Regions from separate parts of the Mus musculus genome. Here region 1 is linked to region 2. A link is a loop called in an ENCODE intact Hi-C map of the cell type or tissue named here. Cell type or tissue: gastrocnemius. All regions are shown on one strand.

Region 1 (8,000 bases), 53 kb before region 2:
TGGAGATGTTATTTATCATTGCTGCCATTTCAGCACAGGGCCCTTAGGACATTGAATGGGTTTAACTGCCCACATCACCATCAGCCTGTGACTGAGTTTCTTGATTTAAATCTGATCGCTGTTGAGCATACCTGGGACTTCCTGTGTCTCTGTCCAACTTGCTTTGTCCCTGCTGTGCAACCTCAAGTGAGTCACTAGACCTCTCTGTGTCTCTGTTTCTTCTTTGACAAGATGGGTGTAACAACAGGGTGGGTATGGAGATGGGCTAGCTTACCCCACTATGGACTAGGGCGTGAGCTCCACTTCCTGGTGTCTGTCTGAGGCCATCTTGTTTTCTGCGTCTGAAGGACAGGCGGTGTGGAAGTCTGAGGGCCTGGCCTGGGAGTGTGGGGATAGCATGTGGATAGAATGGTAGCACACACACACATAGGGTGTTGTGGGGCAAGCTTGTGCACAATCTCTTGGCAGATAGAGGCAGCAAAGCTACCTGGGGCTGCATAGCAAGTTCAAAAAACAGCCTGGGCTAAGGCTTTGTCTGGAAACAAAACACAAAATCCCACAAACAACAACAACAAAAAGAAGTCAGTAGTAGCTGGCCCAGGGCTGTTGTCCGAGAGATGGGGATTGGAGAATTCAGGCAGGCCCCATATCTGCTTATTAACTGCCCATCCTCTTTCTGTTCCTGTTTGTTAGTGAGATGAGTTTAAGAGCGCCAACACCTCCTGGCAAACAGAGTCACCAAAGCTCCCCGCTGCTGATGGTCTCCACTTAGGGAGAAGTAGACCGGGGCGGGAAATGGGGCCACAGACAGGAAGTGGCCTTGGGTATCTGGCCGTACAGGTTCCTCATGCCCCAAAGTTCTGCCTTCACTGTGCCCATACTCTCTCAGGGAGGAAGTAGGGAAGGACACAGTAATTGGGGGGGGGGGAAACAGCCAGGGGCTACGGCCTCCAGGACACCCCCCTCCCCCATCTATGCTTCTAGTCTCACTTTGATTAACACGTTTCGCTCTCCAGGACCAAAAAAGAAGAAAGAAAAAAATTATCGGAGTGCCTCCTGTGAATCCCGGGAGAGAGCCTGAGGCTGGACCCCTGCCCATTCTGAGCCCCACATGGGGGTGAGGAGGGGGAAGGGGTGGCGTTGGCTTTAACTGGCCTCAGTTTTGCCAGCCAAAACTCCTTAAGGAGGAGGATACACATCATTAGAGAGCTTGACATTAGCCCCAGGGGTCAGGCGAGGTCCTCAGCTGGCCCTGGGGAAACTGGGGCAGAAGAATGAGAAGTTGAGGGGGTGGGGACTGGACCTTTTCTGAGGGAGGAGGCTGGCGGCTGGACCACTGAGTCTGAGGGAGGAGGGCTGGGGAGGCTGGAACACTAGGTCAGAAGGAGGAGGACCTTGAGAACTGGGCTGCTGGTCTGAGAGAGGAGGGCCCCCCCACCCCCGGGGCTCAGATCCTTCCCCTAACACGCCCTCTCTTAAAAGCCCGATGACTTGCCCCGCCCCTCCACCTCCAGTTAACCTGGATCCTAGGAACCACGACCCAGTCGCCCAAACCTTAGGGATGGAGAAGACACAGGACAGAGACACGCTCAGTGGCAGGATGGAAGCCGAGGGGTCCCTGAACTCGGAGGAACTGCCGCCGCATCCCCAGTCCCCGCCACCACCGCCGTCCCCAAGGTCTCCCACGTCCCCGGTGACCCCGGAGCTCCCGCAGCCCAATGCACCGACTGAGGTTGAAGCCAGGCAGCTGCTAGTAGAAGAATGGGGACCCCTGAGCGGGAAGCTGGAGCTGCCCCCGAGAATCAGCTGGCAGCTGCTGTTCCTGGAGCGGCCGCTCTACCGCAACCTGCTCAGCTCACCCAACCCAGAAGGTGGGGACGCAGCCTGGGGACCCCTGGCGCGCTGCTCAGACCCTCGGTCTCTTATTCATCTTTCTCTGTGGCTCCTGTCTATTTCTTTCTCTCAGCAGGCATCTCTGCCTCGTCAGTGCACTTCTGTATCTCCCTATCTCTGTCCTACTCTCTGCATCTTGTCTCTGTGTGTCTTTCTGTCTCCGTTTCTCTCCCTCCCCTCTACCCGTGTTTCGGTCCCTTTCTCTGGATTCTTCCAGAGCTCCAGAGACTCACCATAACCGCCCACCAACCTCCTTAATCCCTGCCAGGCTGGTCTAGCCCGGCTCGGGTTCCTGCCCTTCCAGTCTAGCTCCAGGGGTAGGAAGACTTGAGGAGGTGGGCACTGGCCTGAGGCGCCATTCCCTTGTGTGATTCAGGCATTAATATCTACCAGCCGGCGCCCCCCACGGGTCCCACCCGAAAACCCCTGAAGGAGCTGGGTAAGCACTGGGGATTCTGCCTGGGAGGATGGTACCCCTCAAGGAACATCCCACCAACCCTTCCATCCTCCTCACTGGCCAGGTAATTTCCGTGGATGGTACATTACCACTCAGAACCTCCAGGGGCCTCTCAGGTGAGTTGCCACAGGGTCTGGGGGTGGGAGTGGGGGCAGGAGGAATTACTCTCCTCTCCTCAAACTTTCTTTGCTGAGGCGCCTGCAGAGGGGGCCTCCCTTTCTGGCTCCGTGACAGGGTTAGTCATAACTGATTGCCTATGAAACATGCGGCACAGGCGCCCAAGATGTCTGGTCAGCGCACAGTAGGTGTTTGGTAAATCTCACCCTCTTTCCCTGGGAGAGACCTCCAGGTCCAGTTGAGCTCCTGAACCGTAGATGGGAGGGTGTGTGTAATTCAGGGGCTCGGGGTCAAATCTCATCTTTCCTAAATCTGTTCTTGTTTTTGAATGAACTGATTAAAGTATCCCTTAAACTAGATAAATCGCTACTTTTTTTGTTTTGGTTTTTTTTTTTTTTTTTTTTTTACTGAGCCACGCCCCCAGCCCCTCCCCGGAGGATTCTGGATAAGTGCTCTCCTGATGAGCCATGCTCCTAGTCTGTTTTCGTTTTTGTTTTTGTTTTTCTGAGGTAGGGTCTCGCTAAGTTGCCCAAGTAGGCCTTGAACTTCCAATCCTCTAACTCATAGAGTAGCTAAGATTCCAGGCCTGGATCCAGTCATCACCTTAAGTGTCAGCTCTCTCCTGGAACTGAGGGTTTGTGTGTATTGTTCTCCAGGGTCTCCTGGGAACCAGGACTGCCAGGTCCTACTGCAGGGGGGTAGGGGCTGAGGGGGAGGGTCTCCTGCCGTACCTAGAACCCTGTCACCATGCTTCCTGTTCCCTGGGAGACCTCAGGGTTGTGGGACTGCCAGGCCCATCTCCTCTCTTGTTTGTCTGCAGCTGGACTGTGAAGGAGCAGTGCGTGAACCTGCTGGCCAAGAAGCTGTGGGAGGAGCTGCTGGATGACGAACAGCCTGACATCACCATCATGGACTGGTGAGCCCCGCCCTCCCTGACTACCTGCTCACGTCATCCGAGGCTCTCCAGAGCTCAGACTTCCTTGCTCCCGAGGGCCTGAGCCCCTCCCTCACCAATACCCCTTGACTCTGTGGTCTCACCCAAGCCTTCTCTCCTCCGGCCCCAACCTTTGTATCTTTCAGGTGTCAGCTGGGTGGGTTCCCTCTGGGCCAGGCTGTTCCTTTATTCCCCGAAGCCTATGCCCCTGATTTTTAGACTCATTTTTCTCCTATTAAAAAGACAGGTTTTTTTTTTTTTTTTTCCACACAGCTCCAACGGGAAACCTACTCCAGTCATATGGAGGGGCCATATATGAATTTGCTCCAATGCCCTGTGTTCCCCACCGGACCCCTAAACTCTACCAGCACCCTCTTTCAGTTCTTACCCTCTGCCTGTACCCCATCTCACCTCAACTTGTGCCTGTGCCCCTCCATCTACAGATGTAGCCGTCACTATTGATGACATGTCAACTCCCCCCAGCCCCCGACCGCCCCTGGACAATGGGCCTCAGAGAACAGAGCATGGGGTTGTCTTGGTCTCCGCCAGCCCAGGGCTCGGAGGCTAGATCTGGAGATTGTCGTAGCTGGGTCTAGGACCAGGCTGGGGGATGAGATGATGTTGTGGCCGCATGGCAGTCAAAATCTGAACCTCCTCCAGGTTCGAGGACAGCCGCCTAGACCAGTGTGTTTATGAGCTGCATGTCTGGCTGTTAGCAGCTGACCGCCGCACGGTCATTGCCCAGCACCACGTGGCCCCTCGGACCAATGGGAGAGGACCCCCTGGCCGCTGGATTCAGGTGAGATAAATGCGCTGCCAGGTCCCGCCCGCCTGCACAGGTGTTCTTCCCCCCCCCCCCCCCCCCCGACCTTGGGCAGAGGGAGGAAGGGACGCCAGCAGGCTGTGGGACCCTGGTGAGACTTTCTTCCTAACTCTGGGCTGCCACAGGTGTCCCACGTCTTCCGCCAGTACGGCCCCGGAGTGCGCTTTGTCTACTTCCAGCACAAGGCTAAGAACCGCATGGAGCCTGGGGGACTGCGGAGGACAAGGGTGACCGACTCTTCTGTGTCTGTGCAGCTCCGGGAGTGACCTCTGACCAGGCTCTCCCCAAGGCTAACGCGATCGATCCTTTGAAAGTCCCTGATGTTTGTCACCTCCGAGCCCTTGGCATTTCTATGATGCTCCCTGGCTTCTGCCTTTTGTGTGTGTGCTTAGCAACAGTCTGACCCCTCCTCACCCCCAACCAATCCTCCTTCTCACCTCCTTGATGCCTCCTTACCTTCGTCTGACCCCTCTTTTCCTCCCTGAGCCCCCCTCACCCCTCTGACTTTTCTTCACTTCTTAGAGCCCTTCTTCCCCCCCCCCCCCCATCCCTGCTCATCCTCGGACCTTTCCTCCCGCCACCCCCGTTTCCTTCACCCCTGGCCCCACCTTGCTCCCTTCTCTGCCCCCAGCTCCTTCCTATTTCTCCCTGCCCAGGCCTCTCAGATCCTGCTTGGTCCCTGGCTCTCCTTTGACATCTCTACGCCTCTATGAATGTGTGTCTCTGGGCAGGGCCACCCCTTGTAGACCAACTGATCGTCTCCGTGCTGGTGAATAAACTTTCAGAGAGTGGCTCTAAGAAACATGTGCTCAGAGGCTGGTTGTCTGCCTGCTCTATCTATGTTCATTAGAAGCCCCCTCAGTCCACATCTCACCCACTCAGCCAATCCTTGAACTCCGGGTACTTCTGTGACCTCTGGATCTTTTTCATTGACTGTGACCTCTGACCTCCTACCTCTTACCTCTTTTGTGCAGTGCAGGGAATTGAACTCAGGTTCTTTTGTGTATACTGGACAAGTTGTCTACCACTGAACTATATCCCCAGAGTTCTTTTTATTTATTGAAATTCTGTGACAAGGTCTAAGTGGCCCAGCCTGGCTTTTAATTTTCAATCTTCTGCCTCAGCCTTTTGAGGAGCTGAGGTTATATGTCTGCACCACTGGGCCTAGCCTGACCTCAGTTTTTCCTTCTACCTTGTGGGTCCTGGAGATCTACCTGAGGTTGTCAGGATTGGTTGCAAGTCCCTTTATGGGCTAATCCATCTCATAGGCCCCTGACAGTTGACCTGTTTATATCCCCCAGTGTGTGCCCTGAAGTATTCTCACATACCTGCTCTTCCTCATCCCTTAACTCTCAGAATCTCCCCAAATCCCAGTCCTGTCTCCAGTCTACCCTGGATTACATTCCTACAGAGCTCTACCCATCTCTCTGCCTAGGACATCCCAGACTCACTCGAACCAGACAGCCATTAAAAGCTCCCACGCCTGGGACAAAGGTGAAGCCGAGATCACAACCTGAACAGAAACATAAGTTTGAACTAAAGTGTCTTCCATATGTCAGGGAAGGGACATTAAATGTAATTAACAACCCAGTGTCAAGTCTTTAAGTCCCTCTACTAAGGAGGCTGAGTTAAAGGGATCTCAAGTTAAAAGATAACCCGGGCAACTTAGTTAAACCCTGTTCCAAAATAAAAAAGTAAAGAGAGGGATGTAGGTGTGGCTCAGTGGGAGAGCCCCTGCCTAGAATCCCCCAGTGAGGGATTGGGGGCGTGGCTCAGTGGTAGAGCCCCTGCCTAGAATCCCCCAGTGAGGGATTGGGGGCGTGGCTCAGTGGTAGAGTCCCTGCCTAGAATCCCCCAGTGAGGGGCTGGGGGCGTGGCTCAATGGTAGAGCCGCTGCCTCTTACCACATCATCCAATACACTGTGGTTCTACCCTGGCACAAGGTCCTAGAATGACCCTGACGTTATAGGCATTAATGTCGAGAAGTAATCAAGAAGTGTTTAAATATTTAGACAGCAGCCAGCAGTGCTCGCTCCTGCTCCCTGGATGTCTTTGTTCATCCCAACCCAAATTACAATCAAAGGCTGCGTCCCCAGTATGGTCTGACTCAGATCTGATCACTCTGCTGTCTCCTATTCTACCCACCCGTGGATGCTGGGTCTCAAACACACACAGATGTCACACAGGGTTGTAACTTTGAAAGGGCTGTATTACAGGGAAGCTATGAGAGCAGGTCGTGGGGTCATCTTGCCTCCTGGCTCTTGGAGCTACAGCAATTCCCAAGGCCAGGCTGGGTAGACAGAGCCTCAAGGCATCAATAGCACCTGTAACAGAAACATGAATTCCCAACAGGGGGTGTCCGGACAGAGATTGTCCCGTGTGGGAAGGTCTGAGGAGGGGTTCAAGGCTCCAGGTTGAGGAGCTTGGGGTCAGGCATTTTTTTTTTGAGGGATTCCGCTGAGCTGACTTGGGGTGTTGTTACAGTGAAACAGAGGATACCCGAGGTCTGTGGGTCTTGGGACGATTGCTGGACCTGGGGACCACTAGGAATGAGCCTGGGAGGTCTACAAATGGTTTCAGGATTTGGGGCTAATCTAAACAAAGTGGGTGGGGGTGGAGGGTTAGACCAGACTGACTCTTCAAGATTTGGGCCTGGGGTCTCGAGGCCTGAGAGGTTTTTAAGTCTCAGAGTTGGATCTAGGGGCTTTCGAATGTAATGAGGCAGGGCTGGCTTAGGGGTCTAAGGACCCCAGAGGAGCCAGTGACCCCCTCATTCTTAGGCCAGGAAACCTCATGCAAGTGCAGAATTAGGGCGGCGCTGAGTGGAAGGGTTTCTAGAATGGAGGCACAAGTTGGTTGGCATTGTTGACTTCCTGGTATGGGGAGCCTAGAGTTTGTCTAAGAGCCTAGGGGTGGTGGTGAGGGCCATAAGATAGAAGATGACAGGATTAGTCTAGGGGGTGCACTCAGAGATGGGACCTCCAGGAACAGTTTCTAAGGAGAAATCTACTTTTCTTAGTATGAATCTGGGGGTCTCTGGATTCTGTGGGAGCGAGCCTTGGGTTTGGGTGGTGGGATTGGGTAGGTACTCACTTGCAGTAGAGGGCAGAGATGGAGTCGGACCAGTCTCCAAAGATGCCTTTGCGGTACTCTTCCAGGCGAGGGTAAGAACCCGCGGTGAACTTGCGGGTCTTGCCATGCTTACCGGGGAGAGACCACACAGTGATCTCACAGCGCTGGCCCACTACCAGAGACGATGCAGTGTTAGACCAGCCCGAGGGCAGATAGGGCAGGTCAGTACCTGGCTCCACAGACAACACGGGCCCCTGGCAGCAGTTGTCATAGTATGGATCACTCTTCTCATAGAGTCTGGCGCACGTACGCGTCCCATCTGACTTCTTCAGGTCTGCGGGCACCGGGCAATTGCCATGGGCACCAGGGACAGCCACCAGGGCTAAAGCCAGCAGCAGTGGGCACAGCAGGGACATGGTGACAATGAACCATGAGAGGTCTGAGGTGCACTTATGACCCATGGGAAGAGAGAATATATGAGATAAAGACAAGGGAGGAATGAGGACACACCCCCTGTCCTTGGCGCTCACTGGAATGAGGACACGCCCCCTGTCCTTGGCACCAGAGACCTACCTGAGCAGTGTGGAAAACATCACACCACTGAATAGTAAATACAAGATGGGGATAAAACCCTAACGCCTTGGACTGGTTAAAGACAGTCTAGGGGTTGGAGATAAGGCTCAGAGTGTTTGCCTAGCACTCGT
Region 2 (8,000 bases):
AGCTGAGGTGTCCTCAGAGTAGGAAAATCCTGTCTTGTGGCCTCCAGCATGGAGCCTGTATAAGCCAAGAGCCTTGAGATCCCCCTTGCTTTCCCTCTCCTGGGGTCATCCCCACGGCCTTGCACGTGCTAAACAAACACTAACCACTGAGCTACAGATATGCTCTCTCTTTATTTGTCATTTCTTTCATTTATTATTTGCTTCTTCATGACAGGTCTCATGTAGTCCAGGCTGGCCTTTGACTTGTTATGTAGCTGAGGGTAGCTTTAAATTCCTGTACCTTCTCTCTCCACTCACCAAGTGTTAGAGTTACAGGTGTACACCAGCACACCCGGCTGTACTTTCTGTTTGGGTTAGAGCCTCTCTAAGTTGCCCCAGTGGGACTGGAACTCACTCTGTGTCCCAAGTGGGACTTGTCCCTTCAACCTCCTGAACTGCCCACTCTGCTTCCCACATGCCCCCATCCTCTCTCAATTCTTTTTATTTTTCATTTATTTACTTTATTTTATTGAGTGTTCAGTGGAAGAAGGGTAAATAGGTTGGGCCATAGTGGAGTATTAGCTGTGAGTCAAGAGGACTTGGCTCCTATGCTGGGATGGTGAGGTTTCTTTTCTTATATACGTGATTCCTGTCTTGGAAGGAAGGGCAGTCAGTGCACATGGCTGGTGTATAGTCCTAGGACTTATCAAGGAGAACCCTTCTTCTGGTTCTCACTTTGAATCTGGCCGCCCTCCTGACTCCCCAGGCAGTCTGAGAGCCCCAGCTTCTAATGTTCACATCTCTCAGCCACAGCCTCCAGCACCTTCCTTTGTTCCAGATAATAGAGCCCGGCATGGTGGCTCAAACCCTTAATCCCAGCACTTGAGACCAGTGTGGTTTTCTCCACTTGGTGAGATGGAGGCCAGCCTGGTCTTCTTAACAAGACAGCCAGGATTACATAATAAAGATATCAAAACACAAATATAGATAGCTAGATTGATAACTAGATAGATGATATATATGTATGTTGTTAGATAAAAAACAAATGGAAGGAAAGAAGAGAGGGAAGAAGGAGGAGAAGGAGGGAGGGAAGGCTCTTAATTCATTTTTTAATGATTTTTAAAAAATATTTATTTATTATTTATATGTAAGTACACTGTAAGCCCCTCTTAATTCATTTTTTAAAAACTGCTCTTTTGGGCCTGGAGAGATGACTCAGCAGTTAGGAGCACTGACTGCTCTTCCAGAGGTCATGAGTTCAAATCCCAGCAACCACATGGTGGCTCACAACCATCCTAATGAGATCTGACACCCTCTTCTGGAGTGTCTGAGGACAGCTACAGTGTATTTAGATACAATAATAAAAGAAATCTTAAAAAAAAAAAACCTGCTCTTTTTTGCCTGATATAATACTGACTAATATACTTAATAAATTTGTTTTTCAGAATCCAAATGAAAGCTGAAAAGCCACCCGGTGTGATGGCACACACCTATAATCATCCACACTTGACAGTTAGATGAGAAAGATCTCAAGTTCACAAGGCCAATCTGGGCTACAAAGCAAGACCCTATCTCCCAAAACAAGGAAGGGGCTAGAGAGATGCCTCGGCATTAACAGCACTTGGTCCTCAACCTGGGACCCAGAATCCAGTGCCCAGCACCCAGGTCAGGTGCTCACAGCCACCTGTAACTCCAGCTCCAGGAGATCTGATGCCCTCTTCCAGCCTCCATGGGCACACACACACAAGTAGCATATGCCCCTACCAACACATACATAAAAGCCAACCTGTAAAGTGTGTGTGTGTGTGTGTGTGTGTGTGTGTGTGCCTGTGTGCCTGTGTGCCTATGTGCATGCCAAAATGCACACAGATGGAGGTCAGAAAATAACCTATGGCATCAATTCTTTCCCTCCACTGTGTGTTCTAAGGATGAAAGTCAGGCCATCATGTTAGAGGCAAGTGGCTTTGCTGCTGACACGTCACACCAACCCATACAGCTTTATAAGTTTGAATGGGTGGAGCTAACTGGGTAGTGGTGGCGCAAGTCTTTAATCCCAGCACTCAGGAGGCAAAGGCAGGCAGATTTCTGAGTCCAAAGGCCAGCCTGGTCTACAGAGTGAGTTTTAGGACAGCCAGAATGACACAGAAAAACCCTGTCTCAAAAAAAAGGGGAGGGGGGAGTGGGGATGTTGGAGAGATGGCTTACCAGTTAAGAGCACTGGCTGCTCTTCCAGAGAACCTGGGTTCAATTCCCAGCACCCACATGACAACTCTTACAACTGTCTGTAACTCCAATTCCAGGGCTTATGACACTCTTACACAGATATACATGCAGGCAAAACACCAATGGATATAGAATAAAAATAAATTATTTTTTTAAGTGGGGGATTATCAGGTTCAATGGCACATGAGTTTTGTCCTAGCACTACAGAGGTTGACGTAGGTGAATCTCTGAGCTTGAAACCAGCCTGACACACATAGTTAATTCCAAGTCAATCAGAGCTATGCAGTGAGACCCTGACTCCAAAGTAAATACATAAATAAGGAAGTGGAGGATGTCTTAGTTAGGGTTCCCATTGCTGAGAAGAGACACCATGACCAAGGCAACCCTTTTTTAAAAAAATATTATTTATTTATTTATTTATTTATTATGTATTTATTATTTATACGAGTATACTGTAGCTGTTTTCAGACACCCCAGAAGAGGGCATCAGATCCCATTACAGATGGTTGTGAGCCACCATGTGGTTGCTGGGAATTGAAGTCAGGACCTTTCAGAAGAGCAGTCAGTGTTCTTAACCACTGAGCCATCTCTCCAGCCCTGAAGGCAACTCTTAAAGGGACAACATTTAACTGGGGCTGGCTTACAGGTTCAGAGGTTCAGTCTATTATTATCACAGTAGGGAGCATGGCTGTGTCTCGGCAGATGCGGTGCTGGAGAAGGAGCTGAGAGTTCTGCATCTTGACCGAAGGCAACCAGGAGAGACTGGCACCCTTAGGCAGCTAAAAGGAAGCTCTCTCCCACAATGGGTGGAGCCCGAGCATAGGAGGATACCTCCAAAGCCCACCCCCCACAGTGACGCACTTCCTCCAACAAGGCCACGCCTCCTAACGGTACCATTCCCTATAGGCCAAAGACTTTCAAACCACCACAGGGGATAAGGAAATTGACTGAGTAGGTAAGAATGCTTACTGAGAAAGCACTAGGATCTGAATCCAGATTCCCAGGATCCACCTAAAAGACAAAGAACGTCAATGCTGGCTTGGGTGTAGGGTAATAAAGACAGGCAACAGTAGCTTGCTGGATACCAGCCGAGCACATCAACACTCTGGGTCCAATGACCCTGTGTCAAAGAAATAAGGCACAGACTGAGAGCAGAGGACACTTAGTGCCTTCCTTTGGATTCCAATGATCGTGCACATGTGTCCAGGCACCTGCACATATGTCACACATACATCATACATACATAAACATAAACATAAACCAACAAGAAAATCAGGAAGGAAGTTTCTGCTACACTCAAATTTTAATTAGGAGTAAAAGCACCTATATTAAGCAATCATTATGTGCTAAGCACGACTTTAGGCCTGGGAATTTAACATGGACCTACTTGGTGTGGGTCCCTTGCAGCCCACAGTCTAGTGGGGGAGGGGTGGATAGACAAGAAGACACACACAGTAAAACGTGTGTCCGGTTGGGCCTAGTAAGAAACAATGCTGGTCTCCGGGATGTGTTTGTTCTCCAGGAGCGTGCTGCTGGGAAGCAAGCTTCCCTGTGCATTAAGCTGTTCCTAAGAGGCTGTTTCTCTTTCCATTTCTTTGCCCTGTTGTGATACCGCCAAGGGGATCTGCAACAGAGGCCAAACACATAGCACGCCCGAATGTTGGCCTTTTAGCCTTTAGGAATATAGGCAAAGTAAACCTTTTTTCTTTATCAAGTACCCAGTCTTCAGCTTTGTGTTATAGCCACAGGAGACTGGCTGACATAGAGGGTACAGACCATGTGCTTTTTGTGTGTCTATACGGCATGTACCAATAGCTAAATGGATCTAAGTACACGCGGGGCACAGGGGCCACCTGCTCTGCTAAACAGAAGAAGGTAATATAATGCATTATTAAGAAACACCAAGGGGGTACACAGAGAAGGCCGGTCTCAAAACAAAACAAACAAACAAACAAAACAAAACAAAATCAAACAAGCAAAAGAGAAAGAAAGAAAAAGAGCCAGGCATGGTGGCACACGCCTTTAATCCCAGCACTTGGGAGGCAGAAGCAGGCAGATTTCTGAGTTCGAGGCCAGCCTGGTCTACAAAGTGAGTTCCCGGACAGCCAGGGCAACACAGAGAAACCCTGTCTCGGATAAAAAAAAAAAAAAAAAAGAAAAGAAAAGAAAAGAAAAAAGAAAAAGAACCTGATGGGATATCAGAGCGCCACCACCAGGGCAAAGTTCTCCTAGTCAACTGGTAACACAAAAGGATCCCTAGATGCCCACAGGCAAGGCAGGTGGGAGGGCGCCTAGAGCAGGGTGCCGCTAACTGTGTGAAGTTCAGGAGGACCTCGGCAGGAGCCTCCAGCAGCGCACGGGCAGCGCACGGGCAGCTTGAGGCAGCTGGGTGGGAAGAAGGCTTCTTTAGTCTCCCGACCGCACCCCCATGCCACGGCCCTCCACCTCAGCATATGTCCCCTCGGAGTTGGGACAGGACCTAAAAACAATCACTAGGCTAGCTTCACAGAGACATCTAGAGACACTCTAGCCAGCTAAGCGTGTGGCGTCAGGGACATGGCCAAGACAGCTGCCCCTTCTTCATCTCAGTGTATCCCTGTCCTGCCACCTAAAGAAACCAGAGGGCCAGAATCCTTACTGCTTGACCGGCCACCTTCGTTACTGCCAGTGTCCCTGTAGCACCCTCTACTGGCCAGGTTGGCCAAGTTTCTACTCTACAAAGAATAATACAGAGAGGGGGCGGGGTGTCTTTTAATAGGTGTGGACTCAACCAATCATCGATTGAAAATACCAAGAGGCGATGGACAGTATTGGCTCGTGCTTTCAATCCCAGCACTCGGGAGGCATAGGCAGCGAGTGAGGCCAACCTGATCTATAGAATGAGATCTGGAACAGCCGGCCAGGACTACACTGAGTAAACAAAGGGGGGGGGGGAGGGAGAGGGAGAAAGAAGGGGAGGAAGGGAGGGAGAGAGAATTCAGAGAAGCAAGGATTCTGAGCCATGATAGCAGAATGGATCAGTAATTCCAGCACACAGAAGTTAGGAAGGTAATGAAATAAGGAATAAGACCTCTCAAAGGAGGAAGAGGCCTGGGGAGATGGGTCAGCCAGCAAAGTGCTTGCTGAATAAGGGTTAGACCCTCAACACCGGCATAAAAAAGCTAGGGAAGAGAAGAAGATAAACTGGGGCTTGCTGGCCAGCCAACCTAGCCTACTTGTTTAATAGCAGTCCAGCGAGGAACTCTTGCTAAAAAAGGAAAAGAAGAGAAGAGAAGAGAAGAGAAGAGAAGAGAAGAGAAGAGAAGAGAAGAGAAGAGAAGGACAGAAACCAAGGTTTCATGAACACACACACTAAATAAATAAATGAATATCTAGGGCCAACAAGATGGCTCAACAGGTAAAAGTAATAAATTACCATACAAGCCTGATGGAACCAAGAAGTATCACATTGAAAACCCACACATTGGGCTGGTGAGATGGCTCAGTGGGTAAGGGCACCCGACTGCTCTTCTGAAGGTCAGGAGTTCAAATCCCAGCAACCACATGGTGGCTCACAACCATCCGTAACGAGATCTGACTCCCTCTTCTGGAGTGTCTGAGGACAGCTACAGTGTACTTACATATAATAAAATAAATAAATAAATCTTAAAAAAAAAAATCACCCATTTCTACATTAAAAAAAAAAAAAAAAAGAAAACCCACACATTTGCCCTCCACAGGGATAACCTGTTGCACTCTGATGACACCCATTTTTCCTCTTGGAAGTCCAGGGCCCTGGCATCTGGGAAGTAGTTCTGCAGTCCTGTGACCTCAACTCAACCAATGTGAAGGAGTTCTGTAGAGTCATGTGACCTCAGGGCACTCAATCACACACATCACAACAGATCAGGTTGTGTGTGTGTGTGGGGGGGGGGTGTCTCTGCAGTGATGCTGAACCTCTGTAATCCCAGAGATTAAGAGGGTGAAGCAGGAGGATCAGGCGTTCTATGATACCCAAGGAAAAACCCTGTCTCAAACAAACTCTAAGCAGGGCATGGTGGGAGTGCCTGAATTACCCGGCAAGCATTTGGAAATTGGAGGCAGGAATACTAGGAGTTCAAGGTCCTCCTCAGCTACATGGTGGATTTGAGGCTAGTCTAGGCTATATGAGATCCTAACTCAGAATGCCAGTGTGTGTGTGTGTGTGTGTGTGTGTCTGTCTGTCTGTCTGTCTGTCTATGTATGTACCTGTGTGTCTGTGTGGTGTGGATCTGTGTTTGTGTGTATGTAGGAGCTGTAAGGATGGCTTGCTGTTTACACTGACATTTCAACACAGACAGCACTGTATCGGGTTATCTTGAGGAGTCTGCATAATCATAGGCATAAAATGCTTATAGAGGCTGAAGATTTGGCTGAAGTGGATAGAGTGCTTGCTTAGCATGCAGGAAGCCCTAGGTTTGAGGGGGTGAAGTGGCTCATGCCTGCAATTCCAGCACTCTAGAAGTGGAGGTCCAAGGATCGAGAGTTTAAGGTCACCCTTGAGTGCATAGAGAGTTCAAGGCCAGCCTGTATAAAAGTGGGGGGGGGGGCAGGGGAGCCTGTTAGTGTCATAGGCCGTTAATCCTAACCTTCAGACAAAGGCAGGAGGATCTCTGTGAGTTCCAGGCCAGCTTGAGAGTTCCAGCCTGTGAGACCCTGTCTCAAAAAAAAGAAAAAGAAAAAGAAAAAAGAAAAAAAAAAAGCCTAAGGGGGCGGGTAATAAAAAGAAAACGGCTTCTGGAACATTTCATGGAGCATAGTGACTCTCATTATTTATTACGGGGTGTGGCACAAGTCATCCAAACCCATCATCTTTCTTCTGGCACCCCCCCAAAACTCCTACATGTGTCCCCTAAGATTCCAAGAAAGGCCTCCTCCGTGCCCCAATTTCTTTAAAAACATCTCCCTCCTTGCTGTGTGCCTTCGCCATCGCTAGAATTCGGGGTGAGTCAGGGCAACTTCCTCTCCTCCCACCATCCTCTAGGTTCTGAGGATTTTCCAGTCAGGATTCCAAGCTCCTGGGTTTCTCTTTGCGACCAAGTCTTCTGTCCGTCATCCTCTGGCCCCACCCACCAGGTATCTCTCCACCCCGCCTCCTCCCCTCCTCACCCTGCCCTGCAATTACATCAGCAGAATAGTCTCGGGCAGTTCCCTGGGGAACTCTTAGACTAAGAACACCTGGGCGACGTCCCAGAGCCGTGACTGGTGCAGCCGCCTTCCTCCATCGCCAAGTCCAAACTCTCCAGAAACCCGGAATGGGCTGGAGGCATGCCTGGAGCACGGACTGGGGGACCGGACCCCAGAACTACTGACTCTGGAGCTCATCAGAGAGTATGCATGTGGGACAAGATCCCAGGCGACCCAGGCAGTGAGAATCGCTGCACCGCGGAGAGGGAATGGTTAAAACTCACGTTACTGTTCAGGAAGGATGAACCTGGGCCATTTGCTGGAAAAATGGATGCGACTGGAAAGTCTCCTGTCAAACGAAATACACCAGACTCACAAAGGCAAATATCACGATTTTCCTCTCCTGTGCAGGATCTACATTTAGCAGTGTACGTAGGAAAGCCATAAAAGCATAATTATTTGGAATAGAAAAGAGAAAAGTGGGGAGTCCTGAAGGGAGGGGAGCAAAGAAAGTCATAAACACCTGTGACTGTAGCTCCAAGAGAGTAACGCCCTCTCTGGCTGCTCTGAACACCTACATACATGTTCAAAGACAACCACACAGACACACGCATACACATAGCTAAAAATAAAAAGTAAGAGGATGGAGAGAT

What was found. Peaks named below come from ENCODE experiments on the same cell type or tissue, not always from the same donor. Only the 100,000 strongest peaks of a DNase experiment are listed, where the experiment ranks them.
Region 1: it touches region 2 in a loop (4-fold over the local background); 3 of 42 quality-filtered maps call a loop at or near these places.

What each region holds. Positions count from the first base shown.
Region 1 is chr7:28,540,622-28,548,621 of GRCm38, reverse strand. It overlaps Sycn (syncollin), which reads right to left and starts at 7,737. Exons shown (of 2, transcript NM_026716.3): 1 at 7,318-7,737; 2 at 6,412-6,548. The coding sequence starts at 7,712. The coding sequence ends at 6,539. Nccrp1 (non-specific cytotoxic cell receptor protein 1 homolog (zebrafish)) reads left to right here and starts at 1,543. Exons shown (of 6, transcript NM_001081115.2): 1 at 1,543-1,871; 2 at 2,270-2,332; 3 at 2,415-2,466; 4 at 3,288-3,383; 5 at 4,062-4,200; 6 at 4,350-5,026. The coding sequence starts at 1,562. The coding sequence ends at 4,490. It overlaps Gm38977 (a long non-coding RNA gene), which reads right to left and starts at 602. Exons shown (of 3, transcript XR_881919.2): 1 at 275-602. In gastrocnemius, no CTCF peak of the experiment used is centred here; no DNase peak of the experiment used is centred here; H3K4me3 peaks cover 412 bases.
Region 2 is chr7:28,487,556-28,495,555 of GRCm38, reverse strand. No RefSeq gene overlaps it. Among named protein-coding and RNA genes, the nearest start is that of Ifnl2, 19 kb to the left of the region's middle. In gastrocnemius, a CTCF peak has its summit at 4,889 (motif pointing left); DNase peaks (open chromatin) are centred at 4,587, 4,892 and 7,374; H3K4me3 peaks cover 697 bases.